2 separate regions of the Homo sapiens genome follow, and region 2 is linked to region 1. A link is an interaction called in ENCODE POLR2A ChIA-PET data of the cell type or tissue named here. Cell type or tissue: OCI-LY7. All regions are shown on one strand. Links, peaks and the distances in the headings refer to the core of each region. The heading gives the core; the rest is flanking DNA.

Evidence for each region. Peaks named below come from ENCODE experiments on the same cell type or tissue, not always from the same donor. Only the 100,000 strongest peaks of a DNase experiment are listed, where the experiment ranks them.
Region 2: POLR2A ChIA-PET joins it to region 1 with 7 read pairs; 3 of 35 experiments call an interaction of 5 or more read pairs at or near these places.

The regions. Positions count from the first base shown.
Region 1 is chr4:47,735,690-47,741,154 of GRCh38, forward strand. The region is part of intron 5 of CORIN (corin, serine peptidase); the gene reads right to left. Among named protein-coding and RNA genes, the nearest start is that of MIR8053, 86 kb to the left of the region's middle. In OCI-LY7, for the core only: no CTCF peak of the experiment used is centred there; no DNase peak of the experiment used is centred there.
Region 2 is chr4:47,920,754-47,926,218 of GRCh38, forward strand. All of the region lies in intron 1 of LOC101927157 (a long non-coding RNA gene), which reads left to right. Among named protein-coding and RNA genes, the nearest start is that of NFXL1, 8.9 kb to the left of the region's middle. RefSeq lists an enhancer at 1,979-2,478. In OCI-LY7, for the core only: no CTCF peak of the experiment used is centred there; a DNase peak (open chromatin) is centred at 2,728; H3K4me3 peaks cover 322 bases.

The sequences.
Region 1 (5,465 bases), core at 199-5,198:
GCGGGCGGATCACGAGGTCAGGAGATCAAGACCACCCTGGCTAACACGGTGAAACCACGTCTCTACTAAAAATACAAAAAATTAGCCGGAAGTGGTGGTGGGCACCTGTAGTCCCAGCTACTCCGGAGGCTGAGACATTCTCCTGAGAATGACGTGAACCCGGGAGGCGAAGCTTGCAGTGAGCAGAGATCGCGTCACTGCACTCCAGCCTGGGCGACAGAGACTCCAGCCTGGGCGACAGAGACTCCATCTTAAAAAAAAAAAAAAAAAAAAAAAGAGGATACTAATAATGTTATTTTGATTTTCAAGAACTGATATGTTTTGAGCAACAGTGTTACATAACACTGATGATTTTTTTATTTTCAAGTTTTCTCTATGAATTCTTAAATCCCGTATCAATGGGTTACATTTTCCAAATTACCACTAATGAAGACTGTAAGCATTCTTATAAAACAGGAGAAAATGTAGTTAAAACAGAAAAGACTTAAAGGACTTCTCTTTCAGTTTTACTCACTCAGCCTTCTAGTGGCTTTTAGCTATATACTATCTTTTGGAGGGAATCCTAATTTAGCAGCAGACCTCTACTAAACAACGTGTGAAAAAGAAAACAAACTTCCATTTCTGGCCATGAGGTAGTAACTTGCAGCAGATCAATGCCCCTGTCAAGTACAACTAGAAAAGCCAGATAAAACACAAGAAACATCTGTTGGAAGGCATCTGAGAGCTGATGAGATAATTAAGATGTGAGTGGCCAAGGTCCCAGAGAGAAGATAACTATAGAACAAAGAGTCTACATTCTTTTTTAAAGTTTTATTTTAAGTTCAAAAGTACATATGCAAGTTTGTTATATAGGTAAACTTGTGTCATGGGGGTTTGTTGTACAGATCACTCACTTATTAAGCCTAGTACCCATTAATTATTTTTCCTGATCCTTTTTCTCCTCCTACCCTCCACCTTCTGGTAGACCCCAGTATCAGTCGTTCCCCTCTATGTGTCTATGTATTCTTATCATTTAGCTAAGTGAGAACATGCCCTAAGAGTCTACAATCTGTGTATGCCTTGTCCTTCATGGAACTTGCCAGTTCTTGGCATGGTGCTACACATGTGACCACTGCAAAGACAAGATAAGCCAGCAGAACTTTTGGCAATTCCACAAAGGCGAAGAGACAAAAATTAGAGTTTGGTGTTGCTGAAGCAGCCAGATACTAAGGGGCCAGGTGAGCAGTGAAAGGGGAGACATAGAGAAGCAGATCTATCACTTGGGAGGGTTGCCTTGCAAGGCATTTGCCACAGAGGGCAGGAGCCTAAAGAACTAAGCAGAAAACTTCAGAAAAGTAGAATGGAAATTACAGAAATTATACTGCTCTGAGCAGAAAATAAAATAAAATTTGGAACTACTCAAGGAGGAAGGGAATATAGTAAGCCTACCAGTTTCTCAGTTGAGACTACTGGAGAACCACACTCTCAGAATGGAGAAAAACCAGAGGTAGACGGAGCCTTATAACAATGAGGCAAAATCAGCTTAGTCTCTGATTAAATTAAGGCTATCTGGCCCCATATGTGCCTAGTGATCATATATGTGGCACATACGTGTGATCATATATGTGTCTGGCCCATATCACATATACGATCTGGCCATATATGTCTACCCTTCAAGAATCTATTGCTACATTTGCTGGCCCACTGCCTTTAGCTGTCAGATCCTTCGGGTTTTGCCTCAGCTGTGGAACACTGAAGAGATCTGCCTCACTCAGTGGCACACTCTTCCCAGGAAGGACCACATCCAATGACTGATTGAGGTGGAGACACATAGACTCAACTATTTTGGATCAACATGAGATAACTCTTGTAGGCTTAATACATTCCAGAACTCCCCAAGGATTTAGCTGAGGCTTTGGTGGGCCTGGATCATATTTCAACTCCTTCTGCCCAATTCTGCTTTCTCTCCCTCCCTTAACACAAAGGCTGAAGCTTAATAAATACTCTGTACACCAAACTCCATCTCAGTTACTATTTGCAGAAAACTCAACTTTTAGCACCTAGTGTCAGACATGGTCTAAGAAAGCAGGTGATAAGATATGGTTATTGATCTAGATAACCTCACAACTACATCAGCTGTGAAAACTAGCAGCCAAGCAGCCACTAGAAGGGGCAAAACATGCTTGGAGCTCTCCACAATGCCCCATTACCAAAGAATTGTCATTATTTTTCTTGTCTGTTAGCTCCCTGGAAACTCAGAGCAAATGTGATTATTTGACCTGAATAAGAGCTTACTCAGTGCAAAAGCCTTTTCCCCGGGGTGTTTCTAAAAAAAAAAATTAATAATCGATTAACACTGTAACTGTCTGAGGTGGGGATATCACTTGGGGCAAACAAGAAGCTAACCAGAAAAATTAAAAGAAAAATGTGGGGAATTCCTGTAGGAAAATTTGAAAAGCTCTAATACATTGCTGAGAATCTAGAAGATCCCATGAATGTGCAGGACTATGCATATACCTAAGAAGGACCCAGAAAGGCCCAAATATCTCACCTGTGGCAGACATTGAGACCCTGTACAAGCAGAAATTTAAGGATAAGGCAGAGCTGTAAACTCTGCTATAGTATTGACTGCTATAGCATTGACTCTGCTATAGTGTCGACTCTGCTACAGTACTGACTATGCACCCTAACATGCACAGAATCCCTTGGCAAAGACTAGGATATATACCTGTTAAAGGCATTTAAGGAAATTCTGTCCAACCATTAGTTGACCACTAGGCTGCTATCTGGGCAAAAACTTCAGTGGCCAGACATGACAAAGAACAAACTTAACATAATTTGTTTCAGGGAACTCACTGAACAAATAAATAACAATAATTAAAGCAACAAGAAACAGAAACAGCAACTAATGTTGGGGGGAAGAATTCAACTTGCAGAGTTGAACATTATATTATTTTAAATGTCCAACTTTCAACAAAAAATTACAAGATGTCCAAAGAGACTGGAACATATGCCCATATAGAGGGGGAAAAAACAGTCAACAAAAACTGTTCCTGAGGAAGCTCAGACATTGAATTTACTGGACAGACTTTTAAATCAGTTATTTTAACTCATTCAAAGAACTAAGGAACACATTTCTAGAGAACTAAAGGGAAGTATAAGAGCAATGGCTCAAAAAATACAAAATATTAATAAAGATATATAGATTATTTTAAAATATTAGAAATTATGCAGTAAAATATATAATAACTGAAATTAAAAATTTACTAGAAAGACTTAACAGCAGACTTGATCAGGCAGAAGAGAAAATCCGCAAACTTTAAGATAAGTAAGCTGAGATTATCTAGTCTAAGGAACAGAAAGAAAAAAAAGAAGAAAAATTAAAAGGTCCTTAATGACTTGGAGGATGTACCAACATACTCATAATGGGAGTCCCAGAAAGAGATAAAAGAATGAGTCAGAAAGAATGTTTGAAGATATAATAGCTGAAAACTTCTCAAATTTGGAGAAAAACATACATCTGCATAACAAAGAAGTACAAAAATTCAAATAAACTCTAAAGGATCTACACTTAGACACATTGTAATTAATCTATCAAAAATCAGACACAGAAAATTTTGAAAACACTGGGAGATAAGCAACTCATCAGATAAAATGGAGCTTCAGAAAGGTTAACATCTGACTTCTCATCCAAACTGAGGAGTCCAAAAGGAAGTGGGATAACATATTCAAAGTGCTGAAAATAAAAGACTGTCAAACAGAAATTCTATGTACAGCAAAATATCCTTTCAAAATGAAAGACAAATTATGATATTCCCAGATAAACAAAAGTGGAGAGAATTTGCTATTAACAGAACCACCCTGTAAGAAGTACTAAAGGAAGTCCTTTGGGATAAAATAAAAGGACAGTATACAGCAACTTGAATCCATATGAAGAAATAAAAGGTATTGGTAGAGGTAATTAAATAGGTAAAAGTAAGATAAAAGAAATGTATTTTTTCTATAAATCTTTTATTATCCTATCTGATTCTTAAAAACAACTGCATAAATAATTTATAATCATAATCAATAAACCTATGTTGAGATTATATTATATAAAGATGTAATTTGTATACATAATGGTACAAAGAAGGAAAAAGAAACAAAGCTATACAGAAGCAAAGTGTAGATATTGTTGAAATTCGGTTAGGATTCATCTGAACTAGACTGTTATAACTTAAGACGTTAATTTTAAGTTCCAGCACAACCAATAAGAATAACTAAAAAAAATAGCCAAGCAACAAGAAATTTAAAATGGCACACCCCAATATATCTAACACAAAAAAAGTCAGTAATGAAGGATCAAGAAATACAAAAGTCATAGAGAAAACAAATTTCAAAACAGCATATGCAAATACTTATAATTACATTAAGTGTAAATGAATTAAACACTACAATCAAAAGGCAGAGATTTGTCTCATAGATAAAAATATGAGATTCAATTATATACTGTGTGTAAAAGGCATACTTTATATTCAGAAACACAAATAGGTTGTAAGCTCAAAAATGGAAATTTTTAGGTGCCTATGTGTTTACACATATTTTCTATTGCTGGGTGGAGTGTACTACAGATGTCTATTAGATCTCATTGGTTTATCGTGCTTTGTAAGTCTTGTATTTCCCTTTTAATCTTCTACCTAGTTCTACTCATTATTGACAGTGGAATATTATGGTTGAATTGTCTATTTTTCCTTCAGTTCTGTCAGATTTAAGTATTTCTGGCTCTGTGTTATGTTTTCCTGACGAATTGACCCTTTATCATTAAAAAATCCCTCCTCTTTTCTGATAACAATTTTGTTTTAAAATCTATTTGATCAAATATTAGTATAGCCATTCCAGCTCTTTTAGCAAAGATTGAATGGTATATTTACATATGTAATCTTTATCAAAATTATAGCTGAATTTTTTTCAGAAATTGACAAGTTAATCCTAAAATTTATACAGAAAGGCAAGGGACCCAGGATAGCTAAAGTAATCCTTAAAAAGTTAAAGTATGCACACTTCATAATTTCAAAATGTATTGCAAACTGTGGTAATCAAGAAAGATAGATAGATCAATAAAAAATAATTGAAAGTCCAGAAATAAACCCATACATCTATGGCCAATTGTTTTTTAACAAGGGGCTCCAAGTCCATTCAGTGGGAAAGAATAGCTCTTCAACAATACATACTAGGACAACTGAATTTCCATACGCAAATGAAAGAAGTTGGACTCCTACTTCACAACATACAGAAAAGTTAATTTAAAATGGATCAATGACTTAAATATAAGAGCTAAATCTATTAAAATCTTAAAAGAAAACAAAGGAATAAATAATTAGTCACCTTGTATTAGCCAATTTTTAAAATACATACACTAGAAGCATACACAACAAAAGAAAAGACAGATAAACTGGACTTCCTCAAAGTTAAAAACTGTTGTTAAAATGAAAACAGCCCCCGAAGAA
Region 2 (5,465 bases), core at 229-5,228, 190 kb after region 1:
TTGTTGAATTGATCCCTTTACCATTATGTAGTGGCGTTCTTTGTCTCTTTTGATCTTTGTTGGTTTAAAGTCTGTTTTATCAGAGACCAGGATTGCAACCTTTGCTTTTTTTTTGCTTTCCATTTGCTTGTTAGATCTTCCTCCATCCCTTTATTTTGAGCCTATGTGTGTTTTTGTGCATGAGATGGGTCTCCTGAATACCGCACCCCGATGGGTCTTGACTCTTTATCCAACTTGCCAGTCTGTGTCTTTTAATTGGGTCATTTAGTCCATTTACATTTAAGGTTAATATTGTTATGTGTGAATTTGATCCTGTCGTTATGATGTTAGCTGGTTATTTTGCCCATTAATTGATGCAGTTTCTTCATAGCATTGATGGTCTTTACAATTTGGCATGTTTTTGCAGTGGCTGGTACTGGTTGTTCCTTTCCACGTTTAGTGCTTCCTTCAGGAGCTGTTGTAAGGCAGGCCTGGTGGTGACAAAATCTCTCAGCATTTGCTTGTCTCTAAAGGATTTTATTTCTCCTTCACTTATGAAGCTTAGTTTGGCTGGATATGAAATTCTGCATTGAAAATTCTTTTGTTTAAGAATGTTGAATATTGGCCCCCACTCTCTTCTGGCTTGTAGGGTTTCTGCCAAGAGATCCACTGTTAGTCTGATGGGCTTCCCTTTGTGGGTAATCCGACCTTTCTCTCTGGCTGCCCTTAACATTTTTTCCTTCATTTCAACCTCAGTGCATCTGACAATTATGTGTCTTGGGGTTGCTCTTCTCGAGGAGTATCTTTGTAGTGTTCTCTGTATTTCCTGAATTTGAATGTTGGCCTGCCTTGCTAGGTTGGGGAAGTTCTCCTGGATAATATCCTGAAGAATGTTTTCTAACTTCTTTCCATTTTCCCCATCACCTTCAGGTATGCCAATTAAATGTAGATTTGGTCTTTTCAGATAGTCCCATATTTCTGGGAGGCTTTGTTTCTTTTCACTCTTTTTTCTCTAATCTTGTCTTCTCACTTTATTTCATTAATTTGGTCTTCAATCACTGATATCCTTTCTTCCGCTTGATCGAATTGACTCATGAAGCTTGTGTATGCTTCACGCAGTTCTCGTACTGTGGCTTTCAGCTCCATCAGGTCATTTAAGCTTTTCTCTACACTGGTTATGCTAGTTAGCCATTCCTCTAATCTTTTTTCAAGGTTTTTAGCTTCCTTGCGATGGGTTAGAACATGCTCCTTTAGCGCGGAGAAGTTTGTTATTACTGATCTTCTGAAGCCTACTTCTGTCAACTCGTCAAACTCATTCTCCATCCAGTTTTGTTTCCTTGCTGGCGAGGAGTTGTGTTCCTTTGGAGGAGAAGAGGCATTCTGGTTTTTGGAATTTTCAGCCTTTCTGCTCTGGTTTCTCCCCATCTTTGTGGTCTAATCTACCTTTGGTCTTCGATGTTGGTGACCTACGGATGGGGTTTTGGTGTGGATGTCCTTTTTGTTGATGTTGATGCTATTCCTTTCTGTTTGTTAGTTTTCCTTCTAACAGACAGGACCCTCAGCTACAGGTCTATTGGAGTTTGCTGGAAGTCCACTCCAGACCCTGTTTGCCTGGGTTTCACCAGCGGAGGCTGCAGAACAGCCAATATTGCTCCCTGATCCTTCCTTTGGAAGCTTCATCCCAGAGGGGCACCTGCCTGAATGAGGTGTCTGTGGCCCCTACTGGGAGGTGTCTCTCAGTCAGGCTACATGGGGTCAGGGACCCACTTTAGGAGGCACTCTGTCCATTATCGGATCTCGAACGCCATGCTGGGAGAGCGACTGCTCTCTTCAGAGCTATCAGGCAGTCACGTTTAAGTCTGCAGGAGCTATCTGCTGCCTTTTGTTCAGATATGCCCTGCCCCCAGAGGTGGAATCTCGGTAGGCAGTAGGCCTTGCTGTGCTGCGGTGGGCTCCACCCAGTTCGAGCTTCCCTGCCACTTTGTTTACACTGTGAGCATAGAACTGCCTACTCAAGCCTCAGCAATGGTGGATGCCCCTTCCCCCACCAAGCTCCAGCATCCCAGGTTGATCTCAGACTGCTGCACTAGTAGCGAGTGAGGCTCCGTGGGCATGGGACCCTTTGAGCCAGGCACAGGAGGGAATCTCCTGGTCTGCCGGTTGCGAAGACTGTGGGAAAAGCACAATATTTGGGCAGCAGTGTACCATTCCTCCAGGTACAGTCACTCACGGCTTCCCTTGGCTAGGAAAGGGAAATCCCCCGACCCCTTGTGCTTCCCAGGTGAGATGATGCCCCGCCCTGCTTCAGCTGTACCCACTTTCCAACCAGTCCCAACGAGATGAACCAGGTACCTCACTTGGAAATGCAGAAATCACCTGCAGAAATCACATATCTGCAGAAATGCAGAAGTCACATATCTGCAGAAATGCAGAAGTCACATATCTGCAGAAATGCAGAAGTCACATATCTGCAGAAATGCAGAAGTCACATATCTGCAGAAATGCAGAAGTCACGTTTCTGCAGAAATGCAGAAGTCACATATCTGCAGAAATGCAGAAGTCACGTTTCTGCAGAAATGCAGAAGTCACGTTTCTGCAGAAATGCAGAAGTCACGTTTCTGCAGAAATGCAGAAGTCACGTTTCTGCAGAAATGCAGAAGTCACGTTTCTGCAGAAATGCAGAAGTCACGTATCTGCAGAAATGCAGAAGTCACGTTTCTGCAGAAATGCAGAAATCACCTGTCTTCTGTGTTGATCTCGCTGGGAGCTGTAGACCAGAGCTGTTCCTATTCAGCAACTCCCCCATCAAAACAATTTCTTATTCAACATACTAGCAGAGCTAGGATTGCAAATGGGTAGTGTGACTCCTGGCCTATACTCTTAACCACCAGGCAAATGATGACTGTGTATATGCATTTAATGTTTACCTAGAAATTCCAGTTATTTTTAAAGTACCTAAACAGGGAAAGGGCTCATATAATCAGGATTTTTCCCCTGCCATATTATACAATTAAAAGTGATAAACACAATAATCACTTTGGAATCAGAAATAATCTTTTGTGCTCGCTGAGTGAGAAAACAAACATTTGTTGTATTATCATTGTAAATTTTTGCAGTGGAGAGCTAGTATAGATCATAAAGTGGAAGCATATGTAAGTTGAGAACACATTTTCAAAAATTACCATTGCTTCTACAAGGAGAGCTACGAAACATTGCTGAAAGCCATCATAGACAACATAAACAAATGGAAACACATTCCATGTTCATAGATTGGAATAATCAACATTGTGAAAAGGAACATACTGCCCAAAGCAATCTACAGATTCAATGCAATTCCCATCAAACTACCAGCATCACTTTTTCTCAGAAGTAGAAAAAACAATCCTAAAATTCATGTGGAACCAAAAAGAGCCTGAACAGCCAAAGCAATCCTAAGCAAAAAGAACAAATCTGGAGACATCCTATTACTGGACTTCAAAGTATGCTACAAGGCTATAGATATCAAAACAACATGGTACTGGGAAAAAAAAAAGTAGATGCATAGACCAATGGAACAGAATAGAGAATTCAGATATAAAGCCAAATACATACAGCCAACTGATCTACAACAAAGCATACAAAAACATAAATTGGGGAATGGACACCCTATTTAATAAATGATGCTGAGAAAACTGGAAAGCCACATGTAGAAGAATGAAACTGGATCCCTATCTCTCATCCTATCCAAAAATCAACTCGAGATGGACCGAGGACTAAAATATAAGACCTGAAACTAAAAATTCTAGAAGACGATGTTGGAAAAACTCTTCTAGACATTGCCCTAGGGAAATAATTCATGACTAAGACCCCAAAAGCAAATGCAACAAAAACAAAGATAAGTAAATGGAACCTAATTTAAAAGTTACTGCACAGCAAAAGAAATAATCAGCAAAGTAAACAGACAACCCACAGAAGGGGAGAAAATATTTGCAAGATGCATCCAACAAAGGACTAGTTTCCAGAATCTACAAGGAACTCAAACAAATCAGCAAGAAAAAGAAAACAAATAATCCCATTAAAAAGCTGGCAAAGACCGGGCCTGGTGGCTCACATCTGTAATCCCAGCACTTTGGGAGGCTGAGGTGGGCGAATCGCTTGAGCTCAGGAGTTCGAGACCAGCCTGGACAACATAGTAAGACCCCCCATCTCCACTAAAAATACAAAAATTAGCCAGGCATAGTGGTGCACACCTGTAGTCTCAGCTACAACTGAGAGACTGAGGCTTAAGCATCACTTGAAACCAGGAGGCAGAGGTTGCAGTGAGCCGAGATTGCGCCACTGCACTGCAGCCTGGGCAACAAAGTGAGGCTCCCTCTGAAAAAAAAAACAAAACAAGTGGACAAAATGGGCAAAGGACATGAATAGACATTTCTCAAAAGATGATCTACAATGGCCAAAAAACATGAGAAAGTGCTCAACATCACTCATGATGGAAAAGCAAATTAAAACTGCAATGAGATACCACCCTACTCCTGCAAGAATGGCCATTATTAAAACATCAAAAAACAATAGATGTTTATGTGGATGTGGGGAAAGGGAATGCTTACACACTGCTGGTAGGAATTTAAATTAGTACAACCTTTATGGGAAACAGTATGGAGGAGATTCCTTAAAGAGCTAAAAGTAGATCTACCATTTGATCAAGCAATCCCACTACTAGATATCTACCCAAAGGAAAAGACGTCATCATATGAAAAAGACCCTTGTACACGTATGTTGACAGCAGCACAATACACAATTGCAAAGATGTGGAACCAACGTAAGTGCCCATCAACTAACGAGTGGACAAAGAAAATGTGGTGTATATACACCATGGAATACTACTCAGCCATTAAAGGAATGAAATAATACCTTTTGCCGAAACTTGGATGGAGATAGAGGCCATTAGTCTAAGTAACACAGGAACGGAAAACCAAAAACTGTATGTTCACACTTATAAGTGGAAGCTAAGTTACAAGTAGGCAAAAACATACAGAGTGATACAATCGACTTTAGAGAATCAGATGGGGGAGGATAGGAGGGGGCTGAGGATAAAAAAAAACTACACATTAGGTAACAATGTACACTACTCTGGCCATGGGTGGGCTAAAATCTCAGAATTCACCACTATATAATTCATCCATGTAACAAAAAAACCACTTGTACCCCGAAAGCTTTGGAAATAAAAAATTTTTTAAATATCATTGCTGTTATTTTTACTTTGAAATTTCAGATAGCATTTGAGAGAAACAGGTTTTTGTATTTATCAGAACAGACGGGTTAAATATTGAGAACTACAATTGTACATTTATATTTAATTTAATTTTTTAAAAAAGTATCCACAAGAATAGCTAAAAACAAAAAGACTGACAATACCAACTGTTTGCAAGAATATGGAGAAACTAGAACTCTCATACTTTCTGGTAGGAATGGATATTGGTTCAAACACTCAAAAAATGTTTAGCAGC